2 separate regions of the Homo sapiens genome follow, and region 2 is linked to region 1. The links are chromatin loops, found by intact Hi-C in ENCODE. Cell type or tissue: pancreas. All regions are shown on one strand. Region 1 overlaps MCC (MCC regulator of Wnt signaling pathway). Region 2 has its middle 9.3 kb from the start of YTHDC2.

Region 1 (5,000 bases):
ATATGATTTGGGTTTTGTCTGACATCTGCACGTTAGGTCAATGGTCTCATGAGCCCTCTTGTAACATGGCTTTTCATATGCCTGTTCCCCACAGGGTTATGGCTCTGCTTTCTTCTCCTTGACATGGACACCACTGTGTCAATGTCTCCTGGCTCACGAGGTTCCAGCCAGGCTGACCTTCTGTATCTTCTGACATGATGGGTGCTTTCAAGGCAGAGGCCTTTCACGTGCTGTTTTTGTGCTGGAAATGCTGCTCCTCACATTCTTTGCTGGGCTCAGGTCTCAGACTTACTGAGTTCTCGAACAAATGACAAGGCCATTGTTAGGAGCACTCCTAGCACTCTCTCCACTCTCAGGCCAGACACAGGAGGGTCTGGGGGTTCATGAGCACTAGCTTTGGCTTTGGGCTTTCTGCATTTGAGTCCCAGCCATGTCCTTAGCAACAGTCATGAGAAGGTAATGAGAAGGATGACAGTGTTTATCACTGTCATTTTATGTCATTTTATTTGTTTATGAAAAAAATAAAGATTATACATTTAAACCTCTCTCTTTATGGTCTCTCAATACTACTTAAATGTCAGTTCCCTTTTTGTTAGCAGGCTTACACACATAAATTGCCTACTAATAAGCAAACATAAGTGGTCCCACAGATATACGTAAACATTTAAACCAATATAGAATTGATAACCTGTGAAAGCCTCCTTAAATATTCAATCTGGTCTAGAGGGTCACCCGTAGGATTCTAAACATTGATCAGTCTACACATGGTTAGGCTCCCTATACCAGTCTATACTGGTCAGTTAGCAAAGTGCATGAGGCACTTTAGACATGTTGTGATATTTTTATTTTTAGCTGACCGTATGAAGATAGATACCTATCAACTGACATAGCCACATGCACAGGACTGTTTTCTACAATAGCTAGAGTGGACAATGGAGAATTCTTTAATCATTTTTCTTTTCAGGAATGGTATGAAGACAACTGACAAAGGTCACTTCTAGGAACTAATTTCTTCAAAAGCTTACCACTGTTCCATTGTCCACTGAGAGTCAATATCAGCAATTTGCCAATATAATTCTATTGATTAGGACAAGCTAGATTATGCTGCAGTAATGAAAAGACCCCTTCCCTCCCCACCAAATCTCAGTGGCTTAAACATAAAAGACTTATTTCTCTGCACACTGCCATCCAAGGGTCAGCAAGGCCTCTGCTCATTGTAATCACTCAGCACTATCTGTCACTGTCTAGCAGACAGAGAGTATTCTAGAGGGTCTGACACTGGCAATTGAATGCTCTGTTGCACAAGTGACTCACATGGCTCATAACCCACTGGCCAGATATAGTCATATAGCCCAACCCTACCCTGAAGGGATCCCAGTCACGTAATCTTACTAAGTGTCCAGAAGGGGCAAAACTGGAAACATCTGGTGAATTACAAGAACAGAGTTTAATATTGATTGGATTTTTATATTATCTCAAATATGATAACATCTGAGGGATTCTTTTCCTTTTTCTTTTTTTTTTTCTGAGACAGAGTCTTGCTCTGTCGGACAGGCTGGAGTGCAGTGGCACGATCTCGGCTCACTGCAATCTCCACCTCCTGGGATCAAGCGATTGTCCTGTTTCAGCCTCCGGAGTACCTGGGATTACAGGCATGCACCACCACACCCAGCTAATTTTTGTATTTTTAGGAGAGACGGGGTTTCACCATGTTGACCAGGCTGGTCTTGAACTCCTGACCTCAGGTGATCTGCCCGCCTCGGCCTCCCAAATGCTGGGATTACAGGCATGAGCCACCGTGCCCGGCCCCTTTTTCTTTTAGACTTTTTATTGTACTATGATCAACCATATACCCTGTATTATTATTATTATTATTATTATTCAACATCCAGAATTAATGGCCTTATTAAGACCTTATTCTTGGCCTGTTAATGCAAGAATGTGGCAATAGCACTTTGTTCTTACGTAGAAAAATATTTAGAAAAAAAGATAGTCTTTTTTTCTGTCTCAATATTCTTATTGAGAAATCTCTGTACATGTATATATGTATGTATACACATATATATGATATAGATATGTGTATGCAGATGCATATATTCCAGCTTTTATATTAATGACTGAAGAAGGAAATACTATGTTAAAAAATAGTGGCATAAGAAAAAAATCCTAATTCGCATTTTGCCTGTATTTTGACAATCAAAAAAGAACTATAAAAATAAATGCTGACCAACCTCACCTTAGTTAAAGCATCCAGAGAAAGATCAGGTGGGTTGGTCAAAGGAAGTGCAAGACATGCCAACCTCAAAGGGCACCAACAAGGACCTTTTACCAAAGCTAGAGGATACTCTTGGGTTTGGGAATTTGCCTTCTTTCAACATTATTTCTATTACCTTTTAAAACTGTAATTTCATCTCACCCCTATTGTGCATTTCATAGGTCATCTCCTAAAGAGCTAAAACAAAGAGTCAAACAGAGTACTAATAGGTAGGCAGGGCTCACTCATACCAGCACTCTCTTCTTATGCTGGTTTTGCTTAAAGGCTCCTCAATGAAGAGATAACCACTATATTAGTCTGCTTGGGCTGTCATAACAAAATACCAAAACTTATGTGGCTGATGCAACAGAAACATATTTTCTTGCAGTTCTGGAGGCTAGAAGTCCAAAATGGGGTGCCAGCATGGTAGGGTTCTGGTGGGGTTCTGGCGAGGGCTGTATTCCTGGCTTGTAAGCAGCTACCTCTTGCTGTGTCCTCACATGGTAAGAAGAGAGGGCAAGGTCAAGCTCTGCAGTGTCTCTACTTATAAGGGCCCTAATCCCATCATAAGGCTCCACCCCACGATCTCATCTAACTTTAATTACCTTCCAAAGGCCCCATCTCCAAATGCCATCACACTGGGGGTTAGGGTTTCCACATACAAATTTGGGCACCGGGACACAAGCATTCAGTTCATAACAGCCACTAAGCAGTTTCTCTCCAGGCCAGTAAGGAAGCTGCATGGCATCTGGCATCCCTGTAAGTAGACATCCAAAGCACTCCCTGTGCCCAGAGGTGGTCTCTGCACAAACAGAAGCAAAGGAGGCCATCATATCTGCCACTACAACAACTATTGGGTCCTTTGAAGTGACAGGCAAGGTGTATTTTTTTTTTTTTTTTAGAGACAGGGTCTTGTTCTGTCACCCAGGCTAGAATGCAGTGGTACAATCATAGCTCACTGTAGCATCCAACTCCTGAGCTCGAGTCCAGGAGTGATCCTCCTGCCTCAGCCTCTCGAGTAGCCTGGCTAAGTTTTTTATAGAGACTGGGTCTCACTATGTTGTCCCAGTTGGTCTTGAACTCCTGGCTTCAGGTGATCCTCGTGCCTCGACCTCCCAAAGTACTAGGAGATATATATAGCATTTATATATGCATTTATATATAATATGCCAGCAAAATATATATTCTAATAGATAATATTATATATTTTATATAAATATATATATCAAGTTTTAAAATATATATATATATAATTTTTAACTGGAATATTTAGTGTTTGAAGGTAGCAGACCACAAATTCTAAATGTTTCTTTCACTTATCTAAATAGCACAGGAAACAAGTGGCAATTTGACATATTTGTAAAACATACCACTGGGAAAATCCTGCTCTCAGAGAGAATGCTAGAACAGAAAAACCTGCCGGACACTGAGACATTTGCCCTGCTGGGTACTTGGCAGCTACAAGTTAGTACTTTAATCCCATCTTCAAAGTGCCACCCAGGTTTGGCTTCAAGGCCTACAATTACAGAGCTTATTTACCAAAGGCACTATGCAACCTTCCCAGCAGGCCAAGACTCCTGTGAGAATGAGACAAGCCAAAGCATCTGGAACACCTAAAATTTACCTTAAGGTTGGTAACAATTCTGACAGCTAACAGCTATTCAAAGTCCACCACACTAAGGACCAGATACTGTACTAAGCATTTCACATATATTATCTTTGGTCCTACCAATAGCCTATGAATTGCCACAACATTTTTCCCATTTTTAGAAGAGGACATTTTCTCTCTTTCAGCTTAATTTCATAGACATTGCTCATTTGCATAGAATAGTGGTTAAGAACTGGGGTTTTGTAGTCATGCTGCTTAGTATCAGGTTTAAAGACACCATAACCAGCTATGTGACATCAAGCAAGTTATTTAGCCTCAGTTTCTTAATGTTTAAAATAGGGATAATAAAGTGTACTTTCATGAGGTTGTTGTGAGAATTAAAGTTAAAATATGTACAGCATTTAAGACAATCCCTGGCATATGGTAAACTGATCAACAAATGTTAGCCATTATCTGATCACACTTCATAATTACTTATTTGGAATCCATTTTAGATAATAGAAAGCAAATATATAGGGAAAATGTACACTCTCAGCTTCTGAAAGGTAACAATTATGATTACCAATTTAAAAATACAAAACAATTGACACCCAACCAGTGCCTAAAATTTTAAACAATAGTTTTGTTACAGTAGGTAGTCAGGCATGAGCAGGGCAGAAGAGGGCCCCCCACCTACCAGGAATGTCCGGTGACCATCAGGTGATGGTCAGGCAGTTGTTAAAACTGTCTCTTTAAAATAATAATTGGTCACAGCAAGTACCAGGGAAAGGCAGTCTCCCAATAGACAGAAAAAACCTGAAACTGCAGATCAGCAGCTTCCCGATAAGATCTCAGGAGTTGGGGCAAGTGGGCTCAACCATGTGCACTAAGGCAAAATGGTGGAGCTTAACTCATATATGACCTTCTAGGAACACTACTGGTAACGGAAGAACGCCTGAAGTGAGCATGTGTACAACGTCAGTAAATACACTATGCTTGCAGCCCCTCCCAAGTGCTAGCAGGCCACTGAGCATGTGGATAGCCCAACCAAAGGGAAGACTCAGGGGAGAAGTAATGCAACCACAGAAGCATGCCATTGTTTAAGACCCAAAGTCAGAGGTCAAACTGCACACTTGAATCTCTCAAGTTGCCCACTGG
Region 2 (5,000 bases), 150 kb after region 1:
AATGAAGAGTTAGGCATTTATTGTAGTCTTCAGAGTCTGGGCTGGTTTATACCTGTTCTTGGGAAGGCTTTCCAAGTATTCAAAGGGATTTTGGTGTTGTTATCTAAGTCTTTCGTCACTGCAGCCATATTTGCATTAGGATGCACCCCAGTGCTCAGTAGCACTGTGACTCTTGCAGACTCACAGCAGACTCACAGAGGTACTGCCTTGGTGGTCTTGGGTAAGATCCAGGAGAATTCTTGGATTACCAGGCAGAGAGTCTTGTTTTCTTCCTTTAATTTCCCCCAAACAAATAAGAGTCTGTCTCTGTGCTGAGCTGTCTGGAGCTGAGGGAGAGGTGACACAAGCACCACTGCGGCCACAACCACTGGGACTGCACTGGGTCAGACCCACAGCACAGGGTCTCACCCAAGGCCCGCAGGGACCATTGCCTGGCTACCACACATGTTCACTCAAGGCCCAAGGGCTCTACAGTCAGTAGGCGGCAAATACAGCTAGGCTTGTGTCCTTCAGTGCAGCAAGTTCCACTCAGCCCCAGGTGGGTCCAGAGATGCCATCTGTGAACCAGGGCCTGGAACCAGGAACCTTAGGAATCTACCTGGTGCTCTATTCTACTGTAGCTGAGCTGGCACCCAGGTCATAAGACAAAGTCCTTCCTACTCTTCCCTCCCCTTTCCTCAAGCAGAGGAGTCTCTCCCCATGGCCACCACCACCCAGGCCCATAAGGAGTACTGCCTGGCTACCACAAGTTTTCATTCACGGCCCAAGGGCTCTTGAGTTAGCTTGTGATAAATGCTGCCAGGCCTAGGTGTCTCCCTTCAGGGAAGTGGCTTCCCTCTGGCCCAGGGCACATCCAAAAAATCCTGTCCAAGAGTCAAGACTTGGAATCAGGGACCCTGGGTATCTGCTTGCTGTATGCCACTATGGCTGAGCTGGTACCCAAGCTATATGACAAGGTCCTCTTATTATTCCCATTCCTTTCCTCAGACAAAAGGAGTCTCTCCTTTAGCTACCACAGCTGGGAAGGTGCTGGGTCACACCTGAAGCCAGCATGGTTCTGAGTCTCACCTAAGGCCCATGGCAAGTACAACCTGGCCACTACTGCTGATTTAGTCAGCCGGTGTTGAATCCTGCCAGGACTGGTAACTTCCCTTCAAGGCAGCAGGTCCCTTCTGTCCCAGGGTATATCTAGAAATGTCATCCAGGAGCTAGGGGGCCTCACAACTCTGCCTGGTGCTCTACCCTACTGTGGCTGAGCTAGTGTTGAGGTTGCAAGACAAGGTCTTCTTTACTGTTCCCTCTCCTCTCCCCAAGAAGGAGTCTCTCTTGAAGCTGTGAGCTGTGCCTCCTAAGGTTGGGGAGGGGTGATGCAAGCACTCCCTTGGTCATCCCAACTGTCTCACTAGGTCATGTATAACCCAAGTCCACTGGCTGTGAGCCCAGGTCAGCACCAAGATCTGCCCAGGAATTGCCATCCTTGTGGCTTATGTTGCCTTTCAAATTTATTTAGGGCCCCAGAGCTTTAGCCTGCAGTGATGGGGCTAGCTGGAACTCAGGTTCCAACTGCCGGAAGGGGTGATTCCCCCTGGCTAGGGTTGATCTAAATGCTCCCTCCAAGTATGCTAGCTGAGTTCTGCCCCATGTTTCCACAAAAAATAGGCATTCCCGTGACAAGGCAGCACTGAGTTCCGAAAGAAAGTCCCACTATCACTGCACTCTCCCTTCTCCAAATACACAGATTCTCTCTCCACACCAAATAGCTGCTGCCATGCAATGAGGGAGGGGTGGTGTAAGGGATTCAAGACTGTCTTTCTTTTCCTCTTAACAGTGCATGTTTCCTTAATATGATGTTAAAATCAGTTACTGCAATTACTCATCTGATTTTTGGTTCTTATGAAGTTACTTTTTTTGTGTAGGTAGTTGTTCAATTTGATGTTTCTGTGGAGGTGACAATTGCTAAAGGCTTCTAATCAGCCATCATGCTCTACCTACCCCAAAAAGTCCATTCTTGAAGGGAGAACTTGGTGGTGCACCTTAATGTTCATCACAGTTCATCTTGAGCTATTTGAATCCACTTCTTTGTGTATGTCTGGGAAGCAGCTCCTCTGTGATTCCAGTGGGCCTCTCTTTCTGGGGCACTCTTTTATTTTCATTTTTTTCTTTTCTTTTTAAATAGAGACAGGGTCTTGCTATGTTGCCCAGATTGGTCTCGAACTCCTGGGCTCAAGTGACCCTTCCACTTCAGCCTCTCAAAGTGCTGAGATTACAGGTGTGAGCCACTGCTCCTGGCCTCAGGGGCACTCTTAGAAGAGGAAGTTTATTGGGAAAAATAACAATCTCCATCACTGCTGTAGGTCTTAGGGCCCCAACTGATACTCATTGTTTCCCTCTTCCACTTGTAAAATGGGGGTAGTAGTATCACTTATTTCATAGAGGTATTACTAAATTCCAGGAAATAATGCAAAGCACACTGGACCACTGGGAAGAGCCCAGTGAAACATAGCCATTATAATTTTTAGTATTATAAAACTGGATAAGGCTGTACATCATGATATTTTTAAGACATTTATTGCTGGATATCAGATAACATCAGATCCTCCTTTTTAAATGTTTTCTATTTCTCTTTCTGGGTTCAGATATAGGAAGTTAGCCATACAGGGTTTAGATTCAAATCTCTGGAGAGGGGGCCTGGTATTTTCTTTGCGTACACAGCACCTCTTATTTTTAATGTGCTTGCATTTCTTCTTGGAACTAAAGGATGTGGCAAACACAATAGGGACTACATGAAGCAGGCTGAGTGTGTGCGGGGACATGCATCATCATCACTCTCTCAGTACCTCACATGATGATAGGCTTTCCAGCCACCTCTACCCTAGCTCTAGTAGGTGGGGCTGGCTATAAAGAGGAGTCTTATGCCTGTCAGGTGTTATATGTTGGTTGACTTTACATAATCCCTAGCTAAATATCATCTCTTGTAATGAACATAGGTATCTTGGATTTAAACTGAGCAACCATACTTTGTGAAGGATCAAACGGGTTTCTAATGAAGGAAACAGTGAGGCCAAGAACTCCAGAGAAAAGAGCTCCTTTCCAGCATCTTATGCCAAATCTTTAGGGCAGTGGTTTTCAGACTGCAGTTTGCAACCCATCAGTGAGTTGCAAAATTATTTTAGTAAGTGGTAGCCAGGCCTTTAAAAACATGAACTAGAGAAGAAAAATAAAACATGAACTAGAGAAACAGAAAATATCTGCATATATTTAACTTAGTACAATACTCCTTCCTTATCTGCAGTTTTGCTTTCCATGGTCAGCCATGGTCCACAAATCTTAAATGGAAAATTACAGAAATAAACAATTCGTAAGTTTTAAATTGTGCACAGTTCTGATGATGAAATCTTGCACTGCCCTGCTCTGTCCTGCCTGAGAAGTGAATCCTCCCTTTGTCAGGGTATCCACATTGTATACACTACTCACCCATTAGTCACTTAGCCGTCTAGGTTATCAGATCGACTGTCATGGTATCACAGTGCTTGTGTTCAAGCAATCCTTATTTTATTTAATAATGGCCCCAAAGTGCAAGAATAGGGATGCTGGCAATTTGGATATGCCAAAGTGAAGCGGTAAAGTGCTTCGTTTAAGTGAAAAGGTAAAAGTTCTCAATTTAGGGAATGAAAACAAAAATCATATGCTGAGGTTGCAAAGATCTACAGTAAAAATGAATCTTCTATTCATGAAATTGTGAATAGTATACTGTTATTGTTGTTTTATTTTATTACTAGTTATTGCTGTTAATCTTTTACTGTGTCTGATTTATAAATTAAACTTTATCATAGGTATGTATTTATAGAAAAAGCAAAATGTATATGGGTTCAATACTATCCTCAGTCTTAGGCATCCACTGGGGCTCTTGGAATGTTATCCTCACAGGACTTGCAGTGTCACATATTGTTTCATAAAACCTTTTCATTTATGCATGTATTTTTTCTGGACACAATAAAAACAGTGTATATCTGGTTGTGTATCTGTCTAACACGCACTGCTCTAGGGGAAAGATACTTATAGCAAGAACAATCACCTTGACACTCTTAGCTCAGAAGCTTTATTTTTCTTTCCTTACTTTTGATCAGGAATGACTTGCCCTTATTTCTCTCTATTTCATTCACCTTCTATTCAGTATACTTGGGGTGATTGGGAAGGAATCCATTTTATTTCTGTACCTCCCATTCTCTTTCTTATTTCCAGGGTGTTCTCCTGGTGGACCAAGAAGGCTAACCTGCTTCATTTATCTCCTCTACCAGGCAAAGCAGTCAGAGTGAGTTAGGCTGCTGAGTTCTGGGAGGGGATTGGAGCAGGGTTTTTATCTTAGATGGGTGGAGCCAGTGAATAAACTATTGGAAATCTCATTTGGATTCTCAAATCTAAGAAGTCAGGTAGACATCTGGAGTCAATGTGCAGAGGCAAACAGTGTCAGAGACAAATGTGGCTTGATCTTCCAGTGCTGAGATGGGATGAGGGGAGGCACAAGGGAAGAATTTCTCAAGTGAGGAACACCCCCAAGAATGCCTCGTGATTTGAAAATGAGAACAGCTGAAAAGTTGTAAGTTATTTCATTATCTACTGACTTATATATATTTTAAGTATACCCAAAAGGAGACAATAGGAGTGTGGGCTACACAGGGTATCCAGTTCTGAATTGTATAGCTAACAATTGTGCATTTCAATGTATATACATTTTACTTTAAAATGATAATAATTGAGTAAGGGTGGGAAGCATGTGGAGGTACACCTGGGTCAAGGATGGCAGACTGTTGAGGCTAGATGATGGGTACATGGAGATTCATTATCCTCTTTTTTTTTTTTTTTTTTTTGAGACAGAGTCTTGCTTTGCTACCCAGGCTGGAATGTAGTGGCACGATCTCGGCTCACTGCAACCTCCACCGCCCGAGTTCAAGTGATTCTCCTGCCTCAGCCTCGCGAGTAGCTGGGATTACAGGCATGAG

Evidence for each region. A loop is a pair of places that touch in the nucleus more often than their neighbours do. Peaks named below come from ENCODE experiments on the same cell type or tissue, not always from the same donor. Only the 100,000 strongest peaks of a DNase experiment are listed, where the experiment ranks them.
Region 2: it touches region 1 in a loop (2.9-fold over the local background); 5 of 110 quality-filtered maps call a loop at or near these places.

The regions. Positions count from the first base shown.
Region 1 is chr5:113,352,926-113,357,925 of GRCh38, forward strand. All of the region lies in intron 2 of MCC (MCC regulator of Wnt signaling pathway), which reads right to left. Among named protein-coding and RNA genes, the nearest start is that of TSSK1B, 80 kb to the right of the region's middle. In pancreas, no CTCF peak of the experiment used is centred here; no DNase peak of the experiment used is centred here.
Region 2 is chr5:113,501,936-113,506,935 of GRCh38, forward strand. No RefSeq gene overlaps it. Among named protein-coding and RNA genes, the nearest start is that of YTHDC2, 9.3 kb to the right of the region's middle. In pancreas, no CTCF peak of the experiment used is centred here; no DNase peak of the experiment used is centred here.